Linked DNA regions of Homo sapiens: all the other regions are linked to region 1. A link is a contact called in ENCODE Hi-C or POLR2A ChIA-PET data. All regions are on one chromosome and are shown on one strand. The core of a region is the stretch at or near the end of the contact, and the rest is flanking DNA. Distances in the headings are between cores, read along the strand shown.

Region 1 (4,639 bases), core at 1,540-4,039:
AATTTAAAAAGCAAAGTCTCTCCTTTAGTTTGTCAGACCAGCAATCTCTTAAAATTGGATTAAAGAGAATTTTACTATCTTTAACATCAGAGAATTCTCTTGTGTGTGTTTTGTTTGTTTTTTAAGACAGGGTCTCACTCTGTCGCTCAGGCTGGAGTGCAGTGGTGCAATCTCGGCTCACTGCAGCCTTCGCCTCCCAGGTTCAAGCAATTCTCCTGCCTCAGCCTCCCGAGTAGCTGGGATTACAGGTGTGCGCCACCACACCCGGTTAATTTTTGTATTATCTTCCCTGTTCTGATTAATGCTTTCTGACTCCACTCTGTGAGGAAATGAGCCGAGCTAGGACCTACGGGCAGGAGGCGCTGGACACCAATCCGGCTGGGCAGCAAAATGCAGTTCTTAACATTTCAAGCCCTCTGAGAAAGGCTGTGAGAAAGACCTCTGTCCTGGGAAACGGCTGGGGGAACTGGTGAGCTCTATGGCTCCTCTGAGGACAAACAGAGGTCAGTGGAGGCCCCAGCCTCTGCCCATCCTTTTCCTGTACACTAAGGACTGGCAATTACCATAACAGAAAACCGGAAGAGCAGAAATCCAAGCTCCTGCTGCTCTGGCTTATGATACAGGGTCAGGCTCCAGCCATCTCAATACTGACTCAAGCATTGTGTCCCACAAACGCTTCATCTACAACTTACTAAAATGACCTCATGGATGAGTGGTCTCGTTTTCTGAGCTGGGTCCTTTTTGAGGGGTCGAGAACACATTTTCCTGGGACCCTTTGTTTCCTTTGAAAACTCATTAGTTTTGGCAAGAACAAAGCGGAAAATTATCAGCGGTCATCTACAGCTAGAGAGGGCAGTCGGCTGAGAGCTGGCAAGCATTTCTTTAGGCTCTGATTTACATTGCATATGCTTGAAGAGCTATTACTCATTAGCAAAGGGAAGATCTCACATCTTGACTTCAAGGCCCGGAAAATCCAAGTATTAACTCTGAGTCCTTGCTGTGGATTCCAAGCCTGGTAAAGTTAAAGGAAAAAAAAAATGCAAGATGCAAACACGCCAACCCTCCACCACATTGCGTTTGTTTTCACAGACAATAGTTACCAGCAGACAGCGGGCCTCTCTCCTTAAGCCAAGGATAGCAACAGGGCCCAAGGGAACCTACGTCCTAGCTTTCCCCCTTTTTTTGTTGTCCGCCGTCTGCATGGTTAGGTCAGCTTTGGACGACTGGTGCAGGGCAGAATTCCCTCCAGGGGAAAGGGCTTGGCTGGGCCGATGCATGTTGGATTAGGAAGACGACAAAGAGTATACGCTCTACCGAGAATCAGTGACTCCGGTGGGCTGTGTGTGGTGTCACCAGGGAAAATGCTTGTAGAGGGAAATCCTGGGGTACACTAGCAGCCTCAGATGGGTTGGGGAAGGGATGGAGGGGGAGCTGTGCCCATTCCCCAGGCGGTTCTTACTGGGATCATGCGGACGCCCGGGTGGGAGGCTCCTTCCAGGACCCAGGCGCCCAGGGGCAACACCGCCGGGCTGCGGTGCGCGGGTAGCAGCGAGGACAGGAAGTGCACGTTGCAGGCGGGCGGCTGCGGGGCCTGCAGGAGCGCGACGTCCTCCAGCGCGCTGAGCTCTGGGATCCCGGGGTACTCCCCGAGGAGCTCCCCGCCGTCGCTGTCGCCCCCCGCGAGCTTCGCCTTGACCTGGCCCTTGCAGTCGGCGCCCAGCGCGGGGTTGAACGCGTGCAGGACGGGTTCCTTGGGGTCCGCCGGGCCCAGGTACGCTTCTTTGAAGACGTGGAACTCGTCCTCCTCGTACTTCACGGGGGCCTTCAGGCCGATGTTCTCCGAAGCGAACGGACCCTCGGGGCTTAAGAGCTCCGTCACCATCGCATCCTCGGGGCTGGGCAGCCCGCCCGGCAGAGGGCCCTCCTCCATGGCGCAGGGCGGCGGGGCGGGATGGCGGGGGCCGCGCACCTGCAACACGCGGCCAGGTGAGAGGCAGCCAGAGGAGAGGACGAGGGGAGGGGCGGCCAGGAAAGGGGACAGCCAAGGGAGGGGCAGCCAAGGGAGGGGCGGCCAGGGGAGGGGACCAGGTGAGGGGCGGCTAGGGGAGGGGGCGGCCTGGTGAGGGAGGGCCAGGTGAGGGGCCCGGGGAAGGGCGACCAGGTGAGGGGGTCAGGGGAGGGGCGACCAGATGAGGGGCGATTAGGTGAGGGGCGGCCAGGTGAGGGGCGGCCAGGTGAGGAGCGACCAGGGGAGGCGGTCAGGTGAGCGGCGACCAGGGGAGGGGCGGCCGGGGAGGGGGTCACGGGAGGGGCGACCAGGGGAGGGGCGGCCAGGGGAGGGGGCCAGGTGAGGGGCGGCCAGGTGAGGAGCGACCAGGGGAGGGAGTCAGGGGAGGGGCGACCAGGTAAGGGGCGGCCAGGAGAGGGGCCGGCCGGGGTGGGGGTCAGGTGAGGGGCGCCCAGGGGAGGGGGCCAGGTGAGGGGCGGCCGAGGAGGGGGTCAGGTGAGGAGCAGCCAGGGGAGGGGGGGCCAGGTGAGGTGCGACCAGGTGAGGGGCGGCCTCGCCCACGGCCCGCCGCCCTCCGCCCACCCGCAGGGGCCCGACCCGGCCCGGCAGCCCCCATCCCCGCCTGCAGAGCCGAGGCCCAGCCCGGGGACCGCCCCGTCATTCCTCCTCGGAGGGACGCACCTGGGGCCGCCGGGGCTGCCGCAGCGTGGAGCGAGCGGGATGGGGCGTGGGCCGGGCCTCAGGCGCAGGCGGCCGTTGGCGGTTGGAGAAGGGGGAAGGGTGAGGGACAGGAACCTGGGGGGAGGGGAAGAGGCGCCCGGGCAGTGGGCGGGGCCTGGGCGTGGGGCGGAGTCGAGGTCGGGGCGGGGAGGTAAAGGCGGGGCCAGGGAGGTGTGGTGGGCGTGGTCTGGGGCGGGAGGAGACAGAGTCGCGAGGGGCGGGGCCTGGACTGCCGCTGTTGCCAGAGCGGGTCAGGGGAGGCACTCCCAGGTTCAGCCGATCCAGGCTCAGGTGGGGAAACTGAGGTCCCCATCAACTCGGGCAGCGCTAAGTGGGACTGCCTAGCTTGGCTTCTGACCTTGGGCTTCAGTTATATTTTTCTGGCCAGGCGTGGTTGCTCACGCCTGTAGTCCCAGCACTTTGGGAGGCCGAGGCAGGCGGATTACTTGAGGTCAGGAGTTCAAAACCAGCCTGGGCAACATGGTGAAACCCCGTCTCTACTAAAAATACAAAAATTAGCTGGCCGTGGTGGCACGCGCCTGTAATCCCAGCTACTTGGAAGGCTGAGGCAGGAGAATCGCTTGAGCCCGGGAGGTGGAGGTTGCAGTGAGCCGAGATCCCGCCACTGCACTCCAGCCTGTGCCACAGAGCTAGACTCCGTCTCAAAAAAATAAATAAAATAAAATAAAACATTTTTCTACACTCGAGCTCTCAAGACAGATCCCGGCCTGGGACGCTGCGGGTGGACAGAGGGCAGGGGCTTGCACCGCACGTTCCCAGCCTTGCACCCACTCCCGGTCCTTGGTGACGCAGCTTACAGGTGCAACTGATGGAGTTGGTCCCGAAATAGAAGTAACAAATACGGCTGGGCGTGGTGGCTCACGTCTGTAATCCCAGCACTTTGGGAGGCCGAGGCGGGTGGATCACCTGAGGTCAGGAGTTCGAGACCAGCCTGGCCAACATATAGTGAAACTCCGTCTCTACTAAAAAATACAAAAACTAGCTGGGCGTAGTGGCGCACGCCTGTAGTCCCAGCTACATAGAAGGCTGAGGCTTGAACCTGGGAGATGGGGGTTGCAGTGAGCTGAGATTGTGTCACTGTACTCCAGCCTGACCAACAGAGAAAGGCTCCCTCTCAGAAAAAAAAAAAAAAACTCACAAATACAATGAAAGTCTCAAATTTTGGGTGGGGAATGAGCTATTTCATCTTTAAGGAGTCAATAGATATCACTGTTTAATCAAGAGGAGGTGAAAGTTTAATTCAAGTGATGGCGAAAACTGCAAAGGGTGTAGAGGGACTGGTGGGAGTGGGTGCTGGGGAGACAGCCTCAGGTACTGTCTACTCAGGTACTGTTTTGGTAAAAATAAAGAATGTAAAACATCAGCTTTCTAATCTCACTTTTAAAAATTAAATACTTTTCTAAATTTTTAAAGGGTAGTACCCAAGGCACAGCAACACCGTGTACTATTTAGTTGTACATTTAACATTCAAAAATCAAGAAAATTTTGCCTGGGGCTGGGCGTGGTGGCTCATGCCTGTAATCCCAGCACTCTGGGAGGCCAAGGTGGTCAGATCACTTAAAGTCAGGAGTTCAAGACCAGCCTGACTAACATGGTGAAACCCTGTCTCTACTAAAAATACAAAATTAGCTAGGCATGGTGGTGCACACCTGCAATCCCAGCTATTTGTGAGGCTGAGGCAGGAGAATTGCTTGAACCTGGGAGGCGGAGGTTGCAGTGAGCTGAGATTGCACCATTGTACTTTAGCCTGGGCAAAAAGATTGAAACTCCATCTCAAAAATCAAACAAACAAAAACAACAACAACAAAAAACACTCACAGAAGCAGAAAAAATAATAAAAATAATAAATCGAAGAGCCCAAGAATTATGCATAGCTTGAGTGGCCCAAGC
Region 2 (4,465 bases), core at 1,479-3,978, 440 kb before region 1:
GGGCCTCTTTCCTCCTGACAGTCTCATCCCCACTCAGCAGCCAGAGTGCCTTCTTTATAAATGTAGATCAGATCCTTTCACTGTATTTGTTCATCCAACACACATTTACTGAGCACCTACTGTGTGCTAGGCCCTGGTACGGGCACAGGAAACACATCAGGGAATAAAACTACACTCTCTGCTCTCCTGGAGCTTCCATGCTAGTGGAGAGAAGAAAGATACGTAAACATGTAATGAGTCAGGTGGTGATGAGTACAAAGGAGAAAAGTAAAGCAGAGAAATGGAGTAGAAAGTGCTGGCAATAGTGGGTGGTGGTGGTGGGGGGTGTGGTTTGCAATTTTCAACAGGGGTCCTCAGGCCTGACTGAGGAGCTGAAGAGGTAAGAGAGTGAGCCACGAGGCTAAGTGGGGTGAAAGAGTTGGAGCAGAAAAGGTGGGAGGATCACCAGGCATGATGGCCCCTCTCTGTAGTCCTAACTACTAGAGACAGGCTCATGCCTGTCATCCCAGCACTTTGGGAGGCCGAGGCAGGTGGATCATCTGAGGCCAGGAGTTCAAGACCAGCCAGACCAACATGGTGAAACCCTGTCTCTACTAAAAATACAAAAATAAGCTGGGCGTGGTGGCACATGCCTGTAATCCCAGCTACTTGGGAGGCTGAGGCAGGAGAATTGCTTGAGCCTGGGAGGCAGAGGTTGTGGTGAGCCAAGATTGCCCCACTGCACTCCAGCCTGGGCAACAGAGTGAGATCCCATCTCAAAACAAAACAACAAAAGCTAACTACTTGAGAGGCTGAGGTGGGAGGATTGCTTGAGCCCAGGAGTTTGAGGTTGCAATGAGCTACGATCACACCACTACACTCCAGCCTGGGCCACAGAGTGAGACCCTGTCTCAAAAAAAAAAAAAAAAAAAAGAGTCCCAGCAGAGAACAGCAAGCACAAAGGCCCTGAGGCAGGAGTGCACCTGGTGTGTTTGAGAACCCACAGAGACACCACTGTGGCTGGAGCAGGGTGAGATGTGGGAAGGGAGTGGCTAAGGAAGCTGAGAGGTCAAGGAAGAAGTGTGGTTGGAGCAGGCCCTGCAGGTGCCGAAGGCTTTTGCTTCTTTCCTGAGATGGCAGCCCTCACGAGCCCTGGAGCTTCCCTGGCTGCCATGAGATCAGGTGGAAGGGGGTCGAGGCTGCAAGTGGGGACGCATGAGTGGGTGACAGGTGGCAGTAGTAGAAGTGTAAGAAGAGCTGGGAGTCTGGGTCTCTTCTATCTTGAAAATAGAACCCCAGGCTGTGCTGGTAGAGCTGGATGCAGGGTGGAAGAAGGGAAAATATTTTTGCTGCTTAAATCCTAGCCTGGCTTCCCATTGCTCGTGGGGTGCATTCTCGATTCCTCTTCCCCGCCTGAGGTCTGACATGTGCTGGCCCTGGCTGGCCTCTCCTGTACCTTCTACCACCAGCTCCAGCTCATGGCCTGATGTGGTTCCTCCCCCGAATCCAGCGACCAGGCTGCCCTCTGCCCCAGCGCCTCCTCCGTGGATGTCTGCTCTTCCTGAACTGCCCTCCCACCGGACGGCTGCTCCTTGGTAGCAGCTCAAGTGTCCTTCCTTCCCTAAGCCAGTTTCCCCAAACACTGCAGCACAACGCCCTTCATTTCTCATGGCATTCTTCATGGCCTGTCAATGGGGCTTTTGTTGTTTTAATTTTCCGTCTTCTTGTTTTTGTTGGTCTTCCTAGAATATAAACCCCATGAGGGCAGAGGCGTTCAGCCTGACTCCAGCCTGGCAAAGCTGTCACAAATCTGGAGGAACACACACGTTCACGGGCACTCAGTTCTGTGAGGTACTGCAAGCCCTCTCTGAACCTGCAAGGTGGCCATTGCTGTCCCCACTTTACAAAGGAGGAAAGAGTGCGCGGAGAGGTTCTACTTAGACCCGCCAAGGGCACAGTCGTTCTAGAAAGTAGCAGACTGGGAGTTCCAACTTGGGCTTGCTGGTTCCAGAGCCCCTTCTGTGCCCCTTCCAGGCTGTGCCTGGGTGAGATTCTTCTCCTACCAGCACGTCTTCTTCCTGGAGGGTTCAGTGGCTGAGCTGACACCGGTGGGCAAGAGGCCCTGGCGGGCTTGTTGAAGGACTCAAAGGTGGCGTCTGGGAGCCTGGCGGGACTTTCTCCCTGTCAGCCTAGAGGCACTTTTAGAGGAGTGTGTCTGTTTCGCAGTCTTCGTGTCTCATAATTCATAACTAAGGTAGAGGGTACACATTTAGTTTACAGTAAAACCTCAAACCCACCTCCACTCCCAGCCGGCCACTTCTCTCCCTGTTCCCTTCTCTGCCCTCCACAGGTGAGAACAAGTGTCCGGGGCCGCCCCGTGGGGCCCCAGGCTGCCCGCCCTGAAACTGCCTCGCTGTGTGCCCTTGGGCAACCCCGCCCTGCTCCGTGCCTCAGTTTCCCCACTCATAGAGGCTCCACAGGTGACACACCTGGCTCCGGGCCCCGATCGGCCGCCGGGCCCCGCGGGGCGGAAACCCCGCGCCAAGCCTCCCGGAGGCACCTCCAGGGCAGGGCGGGGAGCGCGGGGAGGGGCCGCGGGGACCTGCGCCGCTGGGGCCGCCTGGCCGCCGGCCGGCTCCGGGGGGCGCCCGCGGGAGGGCGCGGCCGGTGCGGGGGGCGCGGGTGGCGGCGGCGGGGGGCGGAGACGCGGCGCGGCTTCCGCTCCCGCGCGCCCAGCTCCCTCCTCCCCGTCGTCCTGGTCCGCGGCGCCCGAGGGGGGAGGCGGAGGCGCCGGGAGCCGCGCGAGGAGCCGCCGCCGCCGCGCCATGGAGCCCGAGTGAGCGCGGCGCGGGCCCGTCCGGCCGCCGGACAACATGGAGGCAGCGCCGCCCGGGCCGCCGTGGCCGCTGCTGCTGCTGCTGCTGCTGCTGCTGGCGCTGTGCGGCTGCCCGGCCCCCGCCGCGGGTAGGTGGGCGCAGGCCGGCCGGGGGCCGCGGGTTGCTCGGACAATGGCCCGGGCGGCCCCGCGGCCAAGTGCGCGGGCGCCGCCGCCGTCTCGGAAGCGACTTGGCGAGTTGGGAGCGAGTTGGGGCGCGCGCCCGGGATCCCCCTGCCGTCCCCGGCGTCCCCGCCACGCGCGGGCCCTTTGTCTCCCCACCCGGGCCCTCCCCGGGGACGCTGCGTCCCGGGCTGGCGAGGAGGGCGCCCGCTCCGCCAGGTGCGGCGCGGGCGGGTCCTCACCTGCCCGAGCCCGCGGGAAGCCGGGAGCCGAGCCGAGCCCGCGCTGGGCCCGTGTGGCCCGGGCCGGGCACCGAGCGGGGACTTGGGGCGCGGAGGCGGGCCTGGCCCGGGGAGCCGGTTCGCAAGCCTGTTTCCAGCGGCCGCGCGGCCGCCCCGCGTGCTCCGAGGACGGGCTGAAGTTGCAGCGAGAAAGTTCTGAGCCCGGGCGCGGGGCGGCCTGGCCGGTGGCGCTGCTCCTGTGAGCCGCGTGGCTGTGGGTTTCCAAGCGGACTGACACCTGCCAGGTGCCCGGGCGACCCGAATGCCCCGTGTGGCCGCCGGGTCCCCAGATAGTGTCCATCCCCGGGTCGGCTACGCGGAGGTGACGTGGTCCCAGATCGCGGGGCAGTGGGGGAGGCAGGCTTGTGCCTCAGTTGTACACTCCCGTGGGGAGAGGTAGGGCGGGGGAACTTTCTCTCCAACTTTTGGTGTTTCCCAGGGGGTGGAGTTGAGGTCAGGAGGACTCAGGAAACTTAAGCAGTCGTGAAACGCTACACATGTTCTTTTAATTTGGAGATTGCCATGTGGTTTTTCAAGCAAGCCTCTTGCTACCTAAATCATTCTCTTCGGATGTGCGTGTTTTGTTTTTCTGGAGTATGGCTGGCCAAGTGGCACGGCCGCAAGTGCCTGTGCACGCCGCGGCTCCTGTTCTGTTTGTGGCAGTTTAGCGGGGAGGACCTCGGGCCCCTTTGTCTGGGCCTCCTTAAGGCAAACAGCTGTCTCCCTGAATATTTCCAGTGTGAATGGTGCAGCGGGGTGGCCCTGTAGTCAGATCCCCCAGGCTGCAGCCTCTGCTTGGAGGTGTGGGGGACAGCGGGGAACAGGAGGAGCTTGGAGTTTGTTTCACGTCCTCCTGCCTCTGACCCAAGCCTAGAGATTCTATGGACAGTTTCACCCCAAATCTGCCTCTTTCAGGAGCGTGTTTACATTGTGGGGCCTTGTCTGGAGCTAGCAAAACAAGGTGAAGACAAAACAGCGACAGTATCTGGGGAGTACAGGCCAGCGCCGCTCCTTTTTCCGGAAATGCCTGGGTCAAGGAGGCAAAAGGGGTTTTGGGGAAACTGTTTGTTTTAAAGGGGGGGTTTCTAGGCCGACCGCGTTGCCTTTCACCTCATTGCAGTTTTGGGTTTTGTGCACGTTTTGGGGTGATGTTGCTGGAGTCAAATGCCTGTCGTCCATGTGGTTCGAGCCCCTGAGGAGAAAGAAT
Region 3 (4,352 bases), core at 1,025-3,524, 480 kb before region 1:
CCACAAGGCTATATCAGGACACTCCACGGGTTTCTCAGGAAACTTCTGCTGGATACCATCACCACTTACTCCCTCCCAGCCGGTGGGGCTGGTGGTCACTCCCACAGAAACAGGAATTGGCCACTGTGTAGTCGAGAACAGGCCTTCATTGTCCTATGACTTCATCCCTCTGCTATGGTCCTGCCTCCACTTTCCAACAGAATATTCTAAATGTCAAGATCCCATGCGGGAACCTGTGGTCATCTATGTAAGTTGACTCATGATGGACAAACCATTAACAACATTTAAAATAACAGTTTCCCCTGCAAAGGCTTCAAGCCAAAATTAGGATGTGGGTCTCGGGACCCCACCAGTTATTCTCATTATTATGTGGTACAGGGAGACTGGGTAGATCAGGGTCTCAGACCATAATAGATGGGAAAAAAGAGACCCCAGGGGCAGGAGGGGAATGAGCGAGAGAGAATTAAGTTTGTATTAAGTTGGAGACCAGGGCAGATGGAAAGACGGAAGGTTAGGCTGGCACTGGGAGCTCCCTTCTTCAGGGGTCAGCTCCCCATAGGATCTGCAAGGAAGGTGCAACAGGATACTCCCTTGAGCCATGTGACACTCCATGACAAAGGCACCCCCAACTATGCCCCTGGGTGTCAACCTCCCTATCCTTTTCTGGTTCATGACCTCGAGATGCCTCCCAAGGCATCTTGTCTGAATTCTTGTGTTCCGAACCTTGGCTTGTTATATGTGGCGCACTTTATGCAAGTTACACAAAACTGGACTCCAGGCGTGGTGCTGCATGCCTGTAATCCCAGACACTCAGGAGGCTGAGGTGGGAGGATTACAAGCCCAGAAGTTTGAGTTCAGCCTGGGCAACATAGTGAGACCCCATCTCTTAAAAAAAAAAAAAAAGGGAAAGAAATAACTTAATTCTTTTTTTCTGGCATAGAGAGGTTCCAAAGACCAATCCTGAAGCTTGGTAAAGGACTACAGCTGTTACCCCCACATTCTATCAGGCTATTAAGACTCACTCAGCCGCAACATGGCCAGGCCCCCACACCAAGTTAGGCAAGCTACAGATACCAAGGAGTAGGAACTGCAAACACAAATACAGGGCAAACTGCAGGTACCTAATCCTGACACGTCACCTGGCTGAACTTTGGTAGCAGAAGCCCAAGGAACACAGACTTATGGCTTTGTGTATATAGACATTGTCCTGTAGTCCAAAGGATGTGACTCTGTGGCAGACGGGAACCTAGAACATTGGACATTTATTATATTACATTAACTACCTTGCTTGCTTCCAGGTTTCTGGAAGTTTTGGTAACACAGCTAAATACTAGGGCCTAGTTTTTGCTAAGAACGTGGGTAGCTCTGACATTCCTTTGTCCATTAGGCAGATCCACTGTATAAATGGAAACATCTGTATTTTAAAGATTTTCCTAGCTGATTTTATCGAAATGTTAGAGATTTTCCTGGGGCGAGGGATAGCTGCAAGTTATTACAGTCAGATTTCTAAGCACGATGATTATTTCTGGTGGCAAACCATGCGTGTGGAGGCCGATTCCTCCTATCAGCCTAACGATTAAGTCAACATGCTAAGCAGCCACACGGGGGCTACTAAGTGACTCGCACGGGGGAAGCAGGCAGGGAGACAGATGGGCAGGGGAGGGAATCTGGGGCAATGCACAACCTCCACCCAGGTAGAGAGAGGGTCTGGGGGATAGGTCTGTGTCACTCAAGTAAGAGCGACACTTCTTGGGGTCCAGTCCCGTCCTGGGCTTGCCCGGGAAAGACCCCAGGACAAATTCGGCCCCCTTCCAGAGTGTCCCCATTCTGCTCCCACAATGGGACAAGCCGGCCTCTTCTCCAGTCTGGGCCCCCTTCGGCCCTCCTCCCTCCTCCTGTCTCTTGGGCCCCCAGCCATGCTCGGCCCCCAGTTGACTTCTTCAGTACCTGCATTGCTCAGCGTCTTGCACTCTGTGCGTGCCCCATCCGCCGCTCCTCCTGTCCCGTTCCTCCTGCCTCTCTCAGCCCCACTCACTCTCCCACTGCCCCTCGTGCCCCCATCCAACCCTCCTCCTGCCCCCCAACCTCTGTCTCTCAGTCCCAAGCCAGTCAGGGAGCCCTGACAGCAGCTACCCGGACGGCAGTGCGAGCCCCTTACCCGGGCGCAGCAGGCCCCCGGCGGCCTGGTGGCCCTCGGACAGTAGGAAGGAGCCTGAGGCCCGGCGCGGGGACGTGGCCGGCAGCGCAACCCAGGCAGCTCCGGGCAGCGCGCCCTGCCCGGGCCCCGCCCAAACGCCGGAAATGACGTCACGGAGGGCGGGGCGGGCCTGCTGGCCGGGGCGAAGAGCGGCTGCGGCGGGGCCTGTGGCGAACGGAGGCGAGCCGGAAGTGGGGGGGTTGTCTGCTCTCAGGCCCCGCCTCCCCGGGGCCGGCTCGGGCCACTTCTTGCGCGCTGCCAGAAGGAGCTATTTTGAGCAGGTCTGTGGCGGAAGTGGGTGTTCCCGGGTCTCTGCTGCCCAGCTGTGCCCGCTGCCGTCTTGGGGTCCCGGGGTGCGCGGGTTGGGCTGGGTGAGCTCAGAGGCACCTTGTCGGCAGCCGAGCCTGAAGAGGCGACCTCGAAACGCCTCGTGAGACCTTTCGCGGGCACACGCCCTTCGCGTTCCTCCGCTTCCTCCCACGTTTCTTCAGCCCCTGGCGGGGCGCTGGGGTGCCCGGTAGTTAAGGGTGGGGTGGCAGCGAGCGTTTCTGTGCACCCGCAGCGTGCCACGCCCGTGCTAAGCACTTTGCCTATAGAGCCAGTGGCTTAATTCTGCAATAGCACAGTGAAGAACTTCGCCTCATTTTACAGACGTGGAAACAGGCTCATCAAGTGCTCTGTAATTGTAAAACCTGGGATAACAAAGGAGCAAAACGCAATTTAGAGGCAAGTGTGTGGGACTTGACTTTGGTTAGAAATAGGCTTTGCAGGCCAGGCGCGGTGGCTCTTGCCTGTAATCCTAGCACTTTGGGAGGCCGAGACGGGCGGATTATCTGAGCTCAGGAGTTCGAGACCAGCCTGGGCAACATGGTGAAACCCTGTGTCTACTAAAATACAAAAAATTAGCCGGGCGTGGTGGCGTGCGCCTGTAGTCCCAGCTACTCGGGAGGCTGAGGCAGGAGAATTGCTTGAACCTGGGAGGTGGAGGTTGAAGTGAGCAGAGATCGTGCCACTGCACTCCAGCCTGGGCGACAGAGCGAGACTCTGTCTCCAAAAAAAAAAAAGAAAGAAAGAAATAGGCTTTGCAAGTTAGTAGTTCTGTGACTGAATCCCAGTCTGTATAAGACCCTCAGGCATCCCCCGGTCCAAACCAAAACCTGTCTGCGAAGGATGATTTCACAGGAGCAAACCAAGACTTTATTTCCAGTTTTATAACCTGCCTTGGGGTCTTCGGCTAGGAAGCTAAGAGACACAGAAAGCTGAGATTGGGCAAAGACAGGATCTACCATCCACTCCGAGCTCTGGGAGCACCTGAAATGCGATTTGATGTCACCACCACCATCCCCAGTTCAACCACAGTTCATGTGTGGAATTTAACCTGCAAAGTTGGGTTTGCTGAGACCCAACGCCGGTTGGATCATGTGAAGATCAGATCCTTTCACTATGTATTTGCTTTAATTTTTCCAACTAGTTCGGATCTAACATGAAGTACAGTATTGAGGCTCACTCCAGAAGTGAAAATATACAATCGGCAGGCAGATTTTAGTTCTTTGCCTGCCCTTTTCAAAAATCAATGACTGGGCTGGGCGCGGTGGCTCACGCCTGTAATCCCAACATTTTGGGAGGCCAAGGCGGGCGGATCACCTGAGGTCAGGAGTTTGAGACCAGCCTGACCGATATGGTGAAACCCGTCTCTACTAAAAATATAAAAATTAGCCAGGCGTGGTGGCGTGTGCCTGTATTCCCAGCTACTCGGGAGTCTGAGACAGGAAAATTGCTTGAACTTGGGAGGGGGAGGCTTCAGTGAGCCGAGATCTCACCACTGCACTCCAGCCTGGGCGACAGAGCGAGACTCCTTCTAAAAAAAAAAAAAAAAAAAAAAAAAAAAATCAATGACTGTGACTCTGTTTTCATTTCCTCTTTGGCAACATAGGGACAATTTTTACTGCTGGGGCTGAAATTACAAACATAAGACACAGCCTCTCCTCTAGAGCAGCTGGGCAGCTAGACCTCCATCTGCTTGCTTTTTTTTTTTTTTTTTAGACACGGAGTCTTGCTCTGTCGCCCAGGCTGGAGTGCAGTGGCGCCATCTCGGCTCACTGTAAGCCCCGCCTCACGGGTTCACGCCGTTCTTCTGCCTCAGCCTCCCGAGTAG

What was found. A loop is a pair of places that touch in the nucleus more often than their neighbours do. ChIA-PET counts read pairs that join two places held with the same protein, here RNA polymerase II (POLR2A). Pooled maps may share reads with other maps.
Region 2: a pooled map shows a loop between it and region 1 (6-fold over the local background). The contact joins the promoter of LRP5 here to the promoter of TESMIN in region 1. A Hi-C loop is called at or near these places in 2 of 50 pooled maps. POLR2A ChIA-PET finds 5 or more read pairs at or near these places in 2 of 52 experiments (GM12878 and H1).
Region 3: a pooled map shows a loop between it and region 1 (8-fold over the local background). The contact joins the promoter of C11orf24 here to the promoter of TESMIN in region 1. A Hi-C loop is called at or near these places in 4 of 50 pooled maps. POLR2A ChIA-PET finds 5 or more read pairs at or near these places in 2 of 52 experiments (activated T-cell and common myeloid progenitor, CD34-positive).

What each region holds. Positions count from the first base shown.
Region 1 is chr11:68,748,731-68,753,369 of GRCh38, forward strand. It overlaps TESMIN (testis expressed metallothionein like protein), which reads right to left and starts at 2,790. Exons shown (of 10, transcript NM_004923.3): 1 at 2,690-2,790; 2 at 1,460-1,969. The coding sequence starts at 1,930. RefSeq lists an enhancer at 1,917-2,902 and silencers at 2,603-2,892, 2,903-3,022.
Region 2 is chr11:68,309,863-68,314,327 of GRCh38, forward strand. It overlaps LRP5 (LDL receptor related protein 5), which reads left to right and starts at 2,729. Exons shown (of 23, transcript NM_002335.4): 1 at 2,729-2,943. The coding sequence starts at 2,853. It overlaps LOC124900302 (a long non-coding RNA gene), which reads left to right and starts at 3,587. Exons shown (of 2, transcript XR_007062749.1): 1 at 3,587-4,465. RefSeq lists silencers at 2,354-2,643, 2,664-2,863, 3,054-3,213, 3,224-3,293 and enhancers at 2,715-3,590, 3,591-4,465.
Region 3 is chr11:68,269,699-68,274,050 of GRCh38, forward strand. It overlaps C11orf24 (chromosome 11 open reading frame 24), which reads right to left and starts at 2,275. Exons shown (of 4, transcript NM_022338.4): 1 at 2,159-2,275. LOC105369363 (a long non-coding RNA gene) reads left to right here and starts at 2,404. Exons shown (of 3, transcript XR_950248.3): 1 at 2,404-2,478. RefSeq lists silencers at 2,073-2,472, 4,352 and an enhancer at 2,384-3,238.